Linked DNA regions of Homo sapiens: region 2 is linked to region 1. A link is a loop called in an ENCODE intact Hi-C map of the cell type or tissue named here. Cell type or tissue: endothelial cell of umbilical vein. All regions are shown on one strand. Links, peaks and the distances in the headings refer to the core of each region. The heading gives the core; the rest is flanking DNA.

Region 1 (8,351 bases), core at 352-8,351:
TTCTTATTTTGCATTTATATCCATCATATATCTCAACCAGTGTTATTGTTTATTGTATCATTACACAAATACATAGATCATTTCCATGTTTGCTCTTTTGGAAGGGGTTTCCTCAATGGAGTTGACTTATCCTCCAAATTTGACCCATTCTTTTAGGCCCAGTTCACATCTTCTCTCCTTCTAGCCCTTACCTCCCTGTTTAAACATTGAACACTTTTTTCTCCTTAAACTACTAGAGTACTTGTATTCTGGAGTAAAACTTTTGAAATTTGATTAAATACAGTGTACCATCCATATCCCCAGAAGAACAGTTTATATAAAGTGATGTATATTTTAAAAAGCTAACTTTTTAAAGAAAGAAATAAGAAGTGATATTTTCTTCTTTTGTTTCTCTTTTTCTTCTAGTCCTTTCAGTAGTTCTTTGGAATGCAAGGATAAGATAGACAATATTCATAAATAAAACTTCCTCCAATTAAAATATGCCATAATTTGAATTTGGCAAATTAGTTTGTGGTATTAGATATATTTTTGTAACTCTATTGGAAATTATTTTCCTGGTTTTATAAACTGCTCTCAACTTTGTCAACTCCAGGATTAACTGCATATTGATCCTTAGAATAGTCCACCATAGAAAAATTTGATTAATAAGCCAAAGCTAATTGTGTCTCTGAATATTTTTTATTGTCTTGAGGATTACTGAAGTCTCTCTTATACTTTGTATTTGATCAGACTTGGTATCTTATTAAATATTATTAGTTCATACTGTCTTATTACAGCCAGAGTCCACTATGCATTTAAAATTATGATGTTCTTCATATCATGTCCCATATATTATAGATGTTAACTTATTAGTTATCTCATTGAAGTAAAAAAAATTCTTCTGCTAAGTTTCTCAGGATAATATTCAGGAGCAGAAGTCTGCAGACTCTAGACACAGTTCCTTCTTTATTGATTTATGCATAAAGAGAATCATAGGACTTTGTGGAAAACTGTGTTAGGAAAAAAATTGTAAGACTGCTTTGAGCCTTTATTGACATATTCTGAAGGCTTTGATTTCATAAATGCTAACAAGCCATAAGTATAAGTTGTGTGACTTTAATACAGACTCCTGGATATTGATAGTTATTAAGAACCTGCACCATAATTAAACCACGATAGTCAGAACAGACAGGAATAATCTCTAATCAGACACAATTTCTAGTGGGGTAAAAATGGGAATACATTCATACTACTCCCTTATTTTTACTTCTTTATTAATAAATTGATTCTACTTTTTGGATGAGTTTGTTTCATGGCTTCCTTTGATCCCCACGCTATCCCCATCATACACACACATATGCATGTATAAATATTCATGCATACATTCATATTGTAGAAAACAAAAAGATATTTTCCTACGTATACATTATCACATAGCCTCAAATCTGATCTTCTGTGGCAGAGATTGTATTCCCAATTTCCCCTTAAAAAAAAAAAAAAAAAAAAAAAACATGATTTCACTGGGGTCAGAACATTGCCAAGATAAAAAAGCTGTATTTCCCACCCATCCTTATAAATAGAAATGTCCGTGTGATGTCAGTCAAAATATCGGCTTTGAGCTTCCAAGGAGGTTGACTCAAATAGTCTATACCCTATTACCATTGGTTCTTCATCTTTTCTTCTTTTTGAAGAAAAAACTACCTGAATTACAGCAAAGATCTTGTAAAAATAAGAACAAGAACCACAACCTGAAAATTGTGGCAAAGAAAGCTAAAAGGACATGATAATATCCCCAATGAAATGATGTTGTCCCCATACCAGCTTCTTATGGCCTATCTTTGGGCTTCTCTTTATTTGGAAAAAAGCAAATCAAAAATCAATTTTTAGCCACTGTAATATAAGTTACTTGCTATATGTAGTCCACTGCAATTCCTACTAATACACCTCCTAAATTTTGTCAGAAATAAGAATTTCAGATAAATGAATGCTAAAATTGAAGCAATCAATTGTGGTTGATGACATTTCACATTTAACTGGCTCACAGCTAAAAGGTGCAAAGTGTAAGTTAATTTATTGATTTGCCCAGAGTGATAGACTGAAACAACTTTATCTTAGAGGATTTACCGGGAGGTTACATCACTTCAGATTACTGAAACCATAGTCTATGATGTACAACATTTGGCACATCAATCATTTATTTGCATCAGAGTAGACTCTAAATTGTTGTGGGCAAAATCTTGACTTTGTTTTTGGGCATTCCATGGTTCCATATCTACCAAGCAGTATGAGAGGCCTCTCTTTAAACTCATGTCTCCATCAGTCTCCCCACATTGTTCAAGATGTCAGCTCCTGGGCAGAAGCATGGTGGTGTGGCAGCCTGATCACAGGACTGGCAGGATCATGCTGGCTACTAGGAAGAATCTCCTGATGGCACAGGGATGACTGGGGGTCTGAGTAAGATAAGCAGAAATTGGAATAAGATAAGCAGGTTATATTGAGAGTGCAGGAAACCTAAGATATGCACAGCCTGAGGAGGAGGCCCAACGACGTAAATACTGTGACCCTGATAGAAGAGACCATTTGATGGACAATCCCTTCAGGGGCTGAAGAGAATCAAAATGGAATGTGAAGAAAGATTAAAACAAATGAAAAATTCATCCTGGGGGTCATTTTTCATCAGAAAACAACAGAAAGAATACAGTTAGATAATGAAGTTCTTTCAGCCAGTAATTTGTTGAAAAGAGGGAAGGGAATCTTAGCATATGGGGACCAAAAAGTAAACCTGAAGAAATTAGAAAACTCTGTATTACTATCCAGAAAACAACTGAGTTTCCTAAGCTAAGAAAAACTTTAAAAATGCCTTCATATAAGATCTCAGCAGCCCAAAGGTACTGATGTAAAAGGTATTTATATACATATAAAATGTGCATATATATACATAAATATATAAAATTTAAAACAAATATATATAATTTTCACAGAGGGCCCTAAGACCATTTTGGTAGCTGATTGCCAGAACAAAAAGAGGGCCATCAAAATCAAGTTATGCTAGCATAAATTATGGCCATATATATTAATTATAGGAATCACAACCAATTTTATTAGAAGGAATTTAATGCTTACATTTGAACAACAACAACAACAAAAAGTCTGGCTACTGGGAAATGAGAATCTGAGTTTTCTCCTCCTAAGTAATCAAGATAATGAGAAGATCACAGACCACTACAATGAGAAGTTCAAGAAGATGATCAGGTAACACTGAGAGAAGCTTGTGGATCCTGAAAACTGTGTTTATTGTTTACATTGATAAGTATAGGATATACTCTAAATCAAACACACAAACATACACACACTGTCCTTTCTAGAGGCCTGCTAATTTTTTAGTAGATAAGTCCGAAAAGTAGGCCATAGTAGTTCTACTTTTTACATGCTGGGATCTGTGATATTGAATTTGTAATATTTTGAGAAAAAAACAATGTGCAGTTTTCTCAAAATGACAAGCAGTGAGTATTGTGTTTACTTCCCACTAACATGTTTTCCCCCTCAGTCAACAAAAAGAAATATATGTAGGGTGTGAGATTTTATCACATCAATTTTTAAAAACTATTTATTCAATAATGTCTTTCATTCCAAATAGCATGAGATTTTGAGTCTCATTATTCATAGAATCTCATTATTCATTGAAACCTGTCTTGGAAAATCTAAGAGGGACCAAAAGGAAAATTTTATTTTCTGTCTTTTACAAACTTGCTGTATTCATTCATTTTAAAATGTATTTTTTTTTTTACCATTTTAGCTCTTATTTGTTAAACATAAAATAAACTTAACCAGGTAGTTAAAAATATTTATAGGTGATTTTTACCTAATAATTAGGTTGGCTTTCTATAAAAACATGTGTTTACCCATAAGAGTTGACAACAGTTATCTGCATTCTTAGTACCTGTAAGACTTGAATTCATTGCCACAAAATACTGATCAAAATCTTAGTGGATAAAAATAATATTTATGTATAACATTTATGAATAAAGATATGGGCATTAATCACTATATTATCAAAAGTATAAGCAGTTCACATATGTGTGCTTAGGTTGGTCCATTCTGTCACAGTACCTCATCTATATTGTTTTGCTTAGCCTGCTCCCATTGGAGTAATCTTTATTGAACATTATTTGGGCATTACTGCATTGGTCATATGAGAATGTGGCACAAAAAGTCTTAGGAAACTCATTTTTAATTATCTTTAGGAGCATATTGAAAGCATTGTTCATTGCATGACATGCTTATCTCTTCATAGGGATTAATTGGAAATTAATATTTGCATCTGCTCCAGTCTCAGTCTTTGGAATATGTGTATATCACCTAGTAATTGGTTTGTATTTAACTTATGGACACTGATTTATGCAACTTGTCTTATTTAGCCTTCCCATTGTCTGTTACATAGCACAGAACTGTATTTGTTATCCACCTAGTGCCAGTACATTGCAAATTATAATATTTCATGTATTAATCTTATTTTCATGTTCACTTTCCCTGACCCTATTATCTTTTGAATTTCTTTACATATTAATTTTAATATTATTCTATGATGCTTATTTTATTAACTATCCAAAGTTTCTCTTTTGTAAACAAGGCAGTATATAGCAGCATCTTAAAAATAAACATTCATCTATGCATTCATTTGGTAAGTATATATTGAGGACTTACATTATGGCAGAGCCTGTATAAAGTGCTGGTTTTACAATGGAGAATAAGCAGCTTCAAGGAACTTCTTTTAGAGATGAAAAGACATACTACTCAGGCAAGTCATTATAATATAATATAAGTGTTATCACATGTACAATGTCCAGTAGTAGCATAAAGGATAAACAAGTCTCTTTTAGAAGACAGATGCTGTATCAGTCATGGCCCTGCCAAGAAAAGCACGTCATATGCAAACCAGCTACTTTCCTAAGAGGTTTTTTTTTTTGTTTTTTTGGCTTTTTAAAAAATTATTTTAAAGGGCCTGGGAAAGATTTAGTAAGAGATGACATAGATCCTTGAGGCTTGTACCATCTGGGAGCCCTTGAACACTTGGACCTGAAGAGACGAAAAGAGAGGTTCAGGAATCCAAAGAAGATAAATATATAGAGAGAGCACCCTAAAGGAGAGTGAAACCAACCCTCTTTGCAAAGAGGGAGCCAAGAAAACAAAGGCTCTGAACTCCCTTGCAACCTTCTCTTCTTCTAGCTTCTGGCGCCTCCCATTGGCCAAACTTAACATGAAGCCACAGAGAAAGTGTATTAGTTTCCAAGGGCTATGGTACCACAGACTAGATAGATTTGAACAACAGAAATTTATTGTATCACAGTTCTGGAGGCTAGTAGTCTGAAATCAAGGTATCAGCAAGGTTGGTTTCTTGTGAGGTTTGTGAGGAAAAATCTGTTCCATGCCTTTCTCCTACATTCTGGTAGCCTCAGAAATTGCTTGGCTTGTAGATGGCATTATGTCTTTTCATATCATCTTCCCTTCTTTCATCTGTGTCTTTGTGTCCAAATCAAATGCTTTTATTAGGATACCAGTCATGCTGGATTAGAACCCATGCCAATGACCTCATTTTAACCTGATTACCTCTGTTATGACCCTATTTCCAAATAGGGTCGCATGCTGAAGTACTAGGATTGAGTACTTCACCATATCTTTTGCAGGGAGGGGATAAAATTAACCCATAACAGCAAGGAGTTCCAGTAATGTGGTCTAAATATTAAATAACGTTATAATATAACTTATTATCAGCAAAGATACAGCTCCACAGTTTTCACTAATCATTAATCAGCTATGTTATTAAATAAGGGAATTATTATGTTTGGTAGAATAATTTTACAGAACATTAGGGTAAAGACTTCCAATTTAACTAAAACTCAGAAGGTTTTAAGAATATTCTAGAGTCTTACTTGTTATAGATGAGATTGATTTAGTCAGTTTAAATCGTTCTTAAATTTTAAAACACTATAAACTAAATGACTTTGCAATTTTATTCAACTGTATGTTTCTGTTTCTTACCTAATAGTCATGTATCTTACCTAATAACCTATAGTTAGAAACCTTGATTTTATTCCACTTCTTTAAAATATAGAAATTTACTTTCTTAACAGTATTTCTAATTTTATTCCCCTAAGTTGTTAAAAAAAGTCATGTATCCAGAATTACTTTTGCTGTTATTACCGTCAGCTTCATTTTAAGCTATACACTTAAACTTACTGTGTAAATAATTAAATGTATGTGGTCATTTTCATAGGTTATAGAAATGATCATTAAAACCTTTGTTCAAAATCACCATGTGAAAAACTAGTGTCAGATTTACTGATTTGAATTAAATTATGCATTGAGTTTCAAACCTGTGCAAAATGAAAGCACAGTATGGCCCTCAGCATCAATCTCAACACACAAACATTCATCAGTACTATACCCCTACAATTACTTAGAAGGAAATGTAATTTGAAGCAAAAATTAATCTTACTTAAATTGCCTGCAGTTTTACCCAAAAGATACTCTGACTTAGTAGAAATCCTTAAAATGTAAGTCTCTTTTCTTTTTTTTTTTTTGTTTTGTTTTGTTTTGCAATCTGAAAAATAGCTTTTATTTTGCACTAATAAAACCATCAAAAAATATCTTTTGGAAACGACAACTCTGCTTTGAATTGACAACATAGACCAGGGGCTGGTCAACCACAGCTTCTCTATCACATCCATCCTGCTGCTTGTTTTCCTAAATAGTTGAAACACGCTCATGTCATTTATTTACATATTGTCCAAGTCTGCTTTCACATCTTTTTTTTTCCTTTTTTAAATTTTATTATTACTATACTTTAAGTTTTAGGGTACATGTGCACAATGTGCAGGTTAGTTACATATGTATACATGTGCCATGCTAGTGTGCTGCACCCATCAACTCGTCATTTAGCATTAGGTATATCTCCTAAGGCCATCCCTCCCCACTCCCCCCACCCCACAACAGTCCCCAGAGTGTGATGTTCCCCTTCCTGTGTCCATGTGTTCTCATTGTTCAATTCCCACCTATGAGTGAGAACATGTGGTGTTTGGTTTTTTGTCCTTGTGATAGTTTACTGAGAATGATGATTTCCAATTTCATCCATGTTCCTACAAAGGACATGAACTCATCATTTCTTATGGCTGCGTAGTATTCCATAGTGTATATGTGCCACATTTTCTTAATCCAGTATATCATTGTTGGACATTTGGGTTGGTTCCCAGTCTTTGCTATTGTGAATAGTGCCACAATAAACATACGTGTGCATGTGTCTTTATAGCAGCATGATTTATAGTCCTTTGGGTATATACTCAGTAATGGGATGGCTGGGTCAAATGGTATTTCTAGTTCTAGATCCCTGAGGAATCGCCACACTGACTTCCACAATGGTTGAACTAGTTTACAGTCCCACCAACAGTGTAAAAGTGTTCCTATTTCTCCACATACTCTCCAGCACCTGTTGTTTCCTGACTTTTTAAATGATTGCCATTCTAACTGGTGTGAGATGGTATCTCATTGTGGTTTTGATTTGCATTTCTCTGATGGCCAGTGATGGTGAGCATTTTTTCATGTGTTTTTTGGCTGCATAAATGTCTTCTTTTGAGAGGTGTCTGTTCATGTCCTTCGCCCACTTTTTGATGGGTTTGTTTGCTTTTTTCTTGTAAATTTCTTTGAGTTCATTGTAGATCCTGGATATTAGCCCTTTGTCAGATGAATAGGTTGCGAAAATTTTCTCCCATTTTGTAGGTTGCCTGTTCACTCTGATAGTAGTTTCTTTTGCTGTGCAGAAGCTCTTTAGTTTAATTAGATCCCATTTGTCAATTTTGGCTTTTGTTGCCATTGCTTTTGGGGTTTTGGACATGAAGTCCTTGCCCATGCCTATGTCCTGAATGGTATTGCCTAGGTTTTCTTCTAGGGTTTTTATGGTTTTAGGTCTAACATTTAAGTCTTTAATCCATCTTGAATTAATTTTTGTATAAGGTGTAAGGAAGGGATCCAGTTTCAGCTTTCTATACATGGCTAGCCAGTTTTCCCAGCACCATTTATTAAATAGGGAATCCTTTCGCCATTTCTTGTTTTTCTCAGGTTTGTCAAAGATCAGATAGTTGTAGATACGTGGCGTTATTTCTGAGGGCTCTGTTCTGTTCCATTGATCTATATCTCTGTTTTGCTACCAGTACTATGCTGTTTTGGTTACTGTAGCCTTGTAGTATAGTTTGAAGTCAGGTAGCGTGATGCCTCCCGCTTTGTTCTTTTGGCTTAGGATTGACTTGGCGATGAGGGCTCTTTTTTGGTTCCATATGAACTTTAAAGTAGTTTTTTCCAATTCTGTGAAGAAAGTCATT
Region 2 (8,351 bases), core at 1-8,000, 480 kb before region 1:
GTATGTATTTGTATTTTATTTTATTCCATTTCATGTTGCATATTTGCTAATACAAGTTTGTATCTCAATAGTGTTCTGTTGACCCTTGCTTGCATTTACTAATATCACTTGGGAGGCAGTCTGTGGATAAGGGCTATCTATATATGGCCAGAATATATGCCTCCTTATCAAAAGAGCTCGTTACTTCCTGATTGTCCAATTTGGCCTAGGTCAGTTCACAACACTTTCTTTTTTTCCTTCCTGCTTTCCTCATTATATCTTTTCTTTTTTTCATCTCTTTTCCTCTCCATTTTCAATATTTGTTTATTGAAGTTTTACTGTCTTCCCAGCATGGTGTAAGGAATTAAGTAAAACTTTCCTAATTTATATTTTATCCCAGTACAGAAAACGGAAGTCTTTCTTGCATAGACTCAAAATTCACCATAGTTAAGAAAGCTGCACCTCTTTGCCATTGTTTCTTCAGCAACAAACCTGAAAGCCCCCTAGCTACTCTTATGACTCCCCAGCCTAATACCAGGTAGTTTTCTATAATTTTGGTTGTGACCTCTATGTTATGACTGAAAACTAAAAATAAAAGTAATGGCAAAACCCACGATTACTTTTGCACCATTCTATAGATAATTAATAGATAATGTATGCATCTAATGGTTTGAGATTTTTAGGCTGCCATCTGCCATGTTAATGTTAATTTAGAGTGGAATGGTCACACCAGGATTTATATAGCAACAGGACTACCTGTTAGAAAGGCAGGTCAATGAGTGAGGTTAATTCGGAATGAGTTGACAAGAATAATATTGAGACAAGGTAGGCAAGCTGTAGGAATTAGCAACCATGGATTTACAATAGAAGGACCATCAGCATCCAGAGGACACAAACTGAGAAATATATGAGGTGACAATGAGGTGACAAGTCAAGTCAAGGATTCTGGTTAATAGGAGAGTGAGCTCTCCTCCAGGGCCTGCAGGCTTACCACAGAGCACTTGAGCCCACTGCTGAGTGCTAGTCAGCTGTCTCTTCACAGGTAACTTTCTATGCCTTTTTCTGTTCACAAGGATGATGGCTAACTGGGACTATTACTCTATAATGGGCAAAAATTATGTGCTTATTGTTTTTCATTGAACCCCAGAGATGTTCACATGGGTTTATTCAAGGATAGCAGATAATGTAAGATAATCTCAAGTTCATAAACCAGATATATCTTGTTTTGGTGTGTTATTTTTCAAAATGTCATGTTTTCTTACTGCTATGGACTTTATAAACATGTTAACTCAGGTGATTGTATGATGAACTCACTTCCATGACTTGATTAGGTATTTCATGCCTCAGTGTGTGTAACGATGTCTATGTCTTACCCCAGGAGTGAAGAGTGCTTCTTTAATTTATTTGGCTCATTGTACTCTCTACAAAAGAGATGAGGGAAAACAAAGCAACCCAGAATGAAAAAAATTGTGGACTTTTGTACCTGTATTTAAAATTTGGACTCCTTCTTATGCCAGGCAAACCTCTGATACTAATACTGTGTTAACACTAAATGTACTGTACCTCCTATTTTCTTTTCTTTCAATATTATTTTCTAAGGCTTTCATTTTCTAAAAATCTCATCTTAGCCACGTTGTTCTCTTTTCTCTTTTAAAAAAATCCTTAAAAATAAATTCTTGTAGATCCCATTGACTATGAAAATATTTCATTTTAGGAGTTATCATGTATAATAATGTGAGCCACGTGCTTAGCTAATTATCATAGCTGTTACCTGTTTGGTTCCTTCAGCAAAAAATTGTCAAATTCAAAAGTTTACATTCAGAAGTTGAAGAATATGATTGGATTTTTAATCTTAAGAGTCTAAGCACCTGCCTTTGATAACTCTTTGTAGCATATATGTTAACATTCTTACCAAGGGTGTTTGAGCTGTACCAATTACCTCAGTGTCTGTCCTTGGAAAAAAAAAATGTCACTCTTTACTAATTGATCTCAGCATCCAGGAGCAGTTCATCAACTATAATCACAACTTTAAATTCTTCTGCATTTGAATTAAGGGATACAGAGGGACTAGATTAAATGAAGTTAGATGTCTCCTAAGAGTGGGCTTTGGTGTGGAGTCAGCATAAATAAGAGTAAGTGCAGTATATAATGAATAACTCAAGTGGGAAGTTATGGGAAAGAAATACAGTAAGGCTTGGTGTATAATGAATAATTCTGGCTGTGAACACTCTGAATGATGATAGCTCACCGTCCTCCTCCCCATATTTTAAAGGTGAAATTTAAAATGAAGAAAACTTGAGAATGCTCCTCATCAGGAGAACACTAGAATACAAAAACCAGTACAAGTATTTTGAAGCGACTATATTAGAGATAAAACTTCTTGATTCAAACTTAAGGTTTGTCCAGACCAGTTTCACATCAGACATGGTTTCCTTTTCAACAATAAAAATCTTTTCTAATATAATCACATCGACAGAAATATTGGTCAGACTGAAAGCAAGTCGACTAGTTATTTCTTTATGATGACCTATTTCAGTTCTCTTTAAGCTACTTACAAATGTTCCAAAATAGTTTAGACTTTCAACTGCCATTTTTATAAAAAGTTTTCAAAGACAAATTTTAACTAGCAAAATATATGAAGTATTTTTTTTACTAAGCTACAGATGTAGTTTCCAATTCCTGTAACTTTGGGCCTCCTTCTACAGGCTTGATAGCTATAAAATAAAACCAGTTATTATTTAATTCAGTGGTTAACTACACTCTTTTAGAACGTTCGAAGGTCATGAAATTAATGTTCTACCCTTGTGAAATGAAAGCCTGAAAGCTGAGAAGTTAACTCAGCATATTTTAGTAAGACTTAACTGCAGGCTATATATACACTTGGAATAGAAGTGTTCGGATCTCTGTATTAAGGATGTCAGCATTTCCATTAAAAATAGCCTAGGTAAGGAGTTTAACTAGATTCAGTCATTGCATTTCTTTGGTTAGAGTTACTTAGGCTAAAATATTCTCAAATATACATATTCTGATTATCTGATTGCTTCAATTGATGAATATATTTAAATACAGAATTTGAGTCCCTCTCCTAGATATGTTTCCTTTCATTTGTAATTCATCATTTATTTAATGAAATAACCACATTGTGTCTTTAGCCTTTAAGAATTTCCTTTCTTAAAAGAATTATGTGTGTGTGCATTTTGAGACAGCCTAATGTGAAGGATCATTTGAAAAAAGCTTAGTTGCTTCTAACTTCAAACTCCCTTGGTAAAACACCCACTCAAGGAACAGAACGAAACAAAAAAACTGCAGGAGATTTAACACTAGGGGGCACTAAGAACCTCCTCTAAACTTTTCTGTCCTTTCCTTCTCAAATTGTATGCTGGTTGTCAGTCCCCGCTTTATTTATTATCTTTAGGTGTTAGTACCCTTCTCTTGATTTGGTTAGTAGATTTGTCTGTGAGAAGGCCAAGGAGTGAATGGAGAAATGGCATGTCAGCTTGTATTTTCAGTATTGGACAAAATGTACTGTAAGAGAAGATCCTGCATTCTCCCACATAGAGACATCTACTTCTCTGGTATTACATATTTTAGTAAAATACGTGATCCTTAAATGAGACACTTACAGACACAACTTATAGAATCCCCCAAAGGCAAGCTTAAATTGCCATTTTCTGTTATTCATATGTGCAAATGTGGCTTGTTGTAATAGCCCATCCTTAACAAAAATTATTTTACTGTACCACTGCCCAGTAATAATGATGACTAAAATTGATTTAACATTTTCTTTGTATCCAACACAGTACCAAGCACTTCATTAGGATTTTCTCTTTTAACTTTTTAACACAGTCCTATGATGTTGAATAGGTTACTTCCTTTACTTTGTAGATGAGGAAAATCAGACATGGGAAGATTAACTTGCTCAAAGATAAAATAATTAATAAGGGTGACAGCATGTCCACAATGCAAGTGTCTGTGATACCAACATTTTTAAAATTTTGATTTATCATACATTGAACATTTGGCTCATATTCATAATTAGCTTTGATTTAAAATATTCCCTTCTATATGTCAGACCATATGTTCTGCTTTTGTTTCAGAAAATATAATTGCCATTATTTTTTTAAAAACTGTAAAGCTAGAAAGTATTATGTAATATGCAAGTAATGTGTTTAGAATTATATTATTTGACCAAAAATGTTTATGCTGCTTCAAAAATCCTAGTGTACTTGAAAAATTTTTCTTGGTTACAAATTCTCTCTATATATTTACATGGTCCATCACTGAATGCGATAGGCACCTATAATGGGTCAAATACTATGAGACATATATGCCATACAGTGCCACTTCCAATGTCCTCAAGGGTCAGAAATATACACACAAAATATATGGAAGATTGGTCAAACAATGAGTAATGCTTTATAAGGAAATACATTAGAATTTCGGCAAGAGGGCAGTTGACTGTGTTCTGAGATGGCCAAGGAAAGAATTAGATAACAATGGGGTTTGGCCTGCACATTTCTGCACATGCACCCGAGAACTTAAGGTATAATAAAAATAAATAAATAAACAATGGGGTTTGGATTAGGCTTCAAAGAATGGGGAAAGGGAGAAGTGTAGAGGAAAGGAAGCAGATTTCCAGCAAGGTAACTATGTTAACTAAAAGTCGTTTCTTAGAGATGAAAATGGAAAATGTTATGATTATTGGGGAGATATAGGTTCCATAGGAGATCAACAGTAGAGAATAAAAAACGATAGATCAAAATGGAAAGATGGCTGACCAAAATTTTAGACTTTAATCTTTATCCTTTCACAAATTATTGTAAAGATACTAATGGTTATGTAAAAACCATGTTCATGGAGATTGATCTTGTGTGTGACTAATATATTGCAGAAGAAGGAGATAGGGATTGCAGTTAGGAGACTTTTACAACAATCCAGGCCCCTTGAAAAGTTAAAAAGGACCGATTTAAGTCCTGACAGTGAAAAAAAAGAAATAAACCATACATTTTATTTAATATAACAGCTTTAATGAGATATAATTAACATACCATAAAATTCACTCCTTTAAAATGTACAATGCTATGTTTACAGTATCTTCTCAGAGCTATGCAACAGTTGCCACTAAATATAGAGCATCTTTATCATCCATGAGAGAAACCCCATATCAATTAGGTCACTTCCCGTGCCTCGTTTTCCCCAGACCCTGGCAACCACTAATCTCCTGTGTGTGTTTATGAATTTACCTATTCTGGACAATTTAGGTGATAGAATCAAATAAGTCCTTTTGTGACTGGCTTTTTTCACTTAGCATGTTTACTAGGTTCCTCTTTGTGTATAAACTTTTTATAGGTTTTGATTAAGTAGCAGTGCCTGTTTCATATAAATCTTTAGTCAATCTTAGTTACAATCTTAATTACTAAGTATGGTATGTCTACGTTATTATTTCAAATCTCCTTTTCTTAAAAGTTGTACTACTGACTGAACAACATTAAGTACATAGGTGGCTGGTAGTACACAAGTAGACTTAGCCAAATTAGGCATAAGTGGTAGTTTTTAAGGGTTCTTTAAGTATAATTTTGTGACTTGAGGAAGTGAAATATTTTGTCTCAGGTACAAAACTGAGCCTGTCTCAGCGCTATAGCCACAACCCAAAAAGTTACTTAATATGAAATGAGTGTTGGACTAGATATGATCTAAACTTCTCTCACCAACTAAAAAATTCTTTGTGTTCAGATAATTAGCAGAATATTTTCCCTGACCTACATCAATCTTCAGTCTTAGCATTATTGATGAACAATTGTTATACAGTTATTTTAAACTTATGATTCACTGTCCATCATAGAAATATGATTTCAAAACTATTTAACGTTTTCTTTGTGACAAGCAAGCCAATATTTATCTGATAATTTTAATATCTATTGCAGATAAAAAATTTTTTTGTTTTGCTCTTTAAAATGTAGATATTTTTTCCCTTTCTCTCAAAGTACAAGTATTTTCATTAAAGTTTCCTGCCTTTGGCACTTGGACATCCCACACTTTTTAATACAAAAATATATATTGCATTTATCATTACATTTTGCTTTTTCAGAAAACTAAAACTTGCGTCACTTAAGGCAAATAATATTATGAAAAACAACTGTAGATGAGGCTTCACACTCAGTCTACCAGGAATGACAGAGTGTCATACCCAAAGATATTCTTCTTTATATATATTCATAAGAATAAGTACTGGAATCGAATTGTTTTCAGGCTTTCAATGTGAATTTTGTCTGAATGTATATAAGTTAAACATTTTTGAGGCAGTTATTTTCTATTATAGATACCTTCACAATGAAAGAAAAATATGTTACTTCTATAATGGACTCATCCTGAGGCCAATTTGCATATCAGTATATATTTCTTTACACTATGAGATATGTTCAACACAAATCATGAATACTATTGTTGCCTGAAACTCTTTAAAAGTAGAGGGGGAAAAATGTTTGAAAATGCTGAAGAAGAAATTAGTAATTGTCTATATAACGACCTCCTAGTCAGTACAAAAACATTATTGAAAAAATATAAGAAAGGGGGAAAAAGCAAGTTCAAATATAATGTACAGATATTTGTTAAAAGTGAGCATTTTTATTATAACATATTATTTTATAGAGAGCAAAATGTATAGGTGACGACATAAATATTAATGAATGCAGTTAGCTGTTATCTCTATGTCATGGCAAATTGTCCAATTTTTATACATCTCTGACTTAGATTTAGTTAGAAATCAAGATTTAGATTTAGTTATAAATTTCAATTTCTAATCAAATTCCTTAATCAATTTTTATATTTATAAAATCAACTTCAATTTATTTTATGTCTTGTTCACTTGTCTCTCTTTCCTTCTTTGGCTTTGTTTATTTGTGTAGCACATAGCCAGTTGTTATTCTTCAGAAGATGTTTGGAATAAATATGTTGCAAAAATGTGCTCCCCAAATAAAGTTGCAACAGTGAAGTGAACAAATGTATCAACTATACACATATTTTGAAGACATAAAGTTAACCCTCCCCCTAGGTCAAAAATAGTGGCAGGCAGTTTCCTAAGAGAAAAAACTAATGGCTTCATATAAAATTTTCTGAGATGATATGAAGATAGGTGTTAAATGACCATGTTTCTTTTTTGGCTTAATTATGTTCCTTTTCAAAATGTATTGTTAACTGTTATTTTGTAGGATGAAGATGACTAAGCAATTTCTGGACATTCACCCCTCTGGAGGCTTAGATTTCATAGTGTGAAAATGAATGTGCTATGTGTTGCATTATACTCTCTGAATAAAATCCTGATTACCTATGCAACAAGGACCACAGGGGGCACGGGATAGAATTATGAAATCAGTTATGGAATATGCATTTAGAACAGAAGTAACTCTGCCCAAATAACCCAGGAGGAAGAAAAGGACTTCTCCACAAGGGCAAGTACACATAGAATAACTGCAAAGCAACCAAGAACTTCAATGCACACTAAATTGGCCATCATTATTTTAATGAGCTGGCTGTAATTTTTAAAAGCATTTGCTTTTGTAGGCAGATGCATAAAATCTGTTCTAATGGGGTCATTTATTAATTTGCCTAAAGATTATTTCTTGTGACGAAAGCCTAATGGATTTAATAGAATGCATCTTTAAGTAGCAGGGCCTAAAATTTGTGTGTGTGTGTCTGTGTGTTTAATTTCAAATCTTTCTATTGTGCATTGCACCAAAATTTTCCATGTTAATCATCTTTTCTTATGTTCAAATTATTAGAACTCTAAATTCAATAAGGTTTTCTATGATCGTTGTTTTGGTTACTGAGAACCTAATGTTTTTGCATATTGCTTTCTACTTGACCTTCTTTAGATCTATGTTCTATTCTTGCACACTGTGAAAGACTGCCTGACCTCGTCATTGAAAGTCTCCAAGCTTATTACTCTCTCTTTCCCTTATCTACTTTATTTTTCTTCAATGCACTTATTACCTTGTTTATATGTTTTCTCAGTAGGAATTAAGCTTCATAAGGGCCTCTGCCCTTTGCTTAATGCTGTCACCCTGGAGACTGGCATGTTGTAGGTGCTCAATAAATATTTGTTAGGGGAATGAATAAAAATACAAAAGCTAGACAAACGGAATTCATTCCAATTCACTTTCAAAATGCTGGTCATTTTTTTTAAAGGATGTAATCATCAGCTTTAATGCACTTCCATATGAGGAGTTATCTTTATGGATGTTCTCTACAATAATTCAGCATTGTCCTAGTTTAGGCCTTCATTTTATCATACTAAGACTCTGCAACACCCTCTTAATGGTTCTTTTTTGGTTTCAGACTTCTTAACTTCAGTCTGATTTTACAATATTTCTGGA

Evidence for each region. Hi-C counts contacts between places; a loop is a spot of excess contacts. Peaks named below come from ENCODE experiments on the same cell type or tissue, not always from the same donor. Only the 100,000 strongest peaks of a DNase experiment are listed, where the experiment ranks them.
Region 2: a loop joins it to region 1, with 23 times the contacts of the local background. A loop is called at or near these places in 45 of 110 quality-filtered maps.

The regions. Positions count from the first base shown.
Region 1 is chr5:45,516,056-45,524,406 of GRCh38, forward strand. All of the region lies in intron 2 of HCN1 (hyperpolarization activated cyclic nucleotide gated potassium channel 1), which reads right to left. Among named protein-coding and RNA genes, the nearest start is that of HCN1, 180 kb to the right of the region's middle. In endothelial cell of umbilical vein, for the core only: no CTCF peak of the experiment used is centred there; a DNase peak (open chromatin) is centred at 5,186.
Region 2 is chr5:45,035,277-45,043,627 of GRCh38, forward strand. No RefSeq gene overlaps it. Among named protein-coding and RNA genes, the nearest start is that of MRPS30, 230 kb to the left of the region's middle. In endothelial cell of umbilical vein, for the core only: a CTCF peak has its summit at 3,287 (motif pointing right); a DNase peak (open chromatin) is centred at 3,315.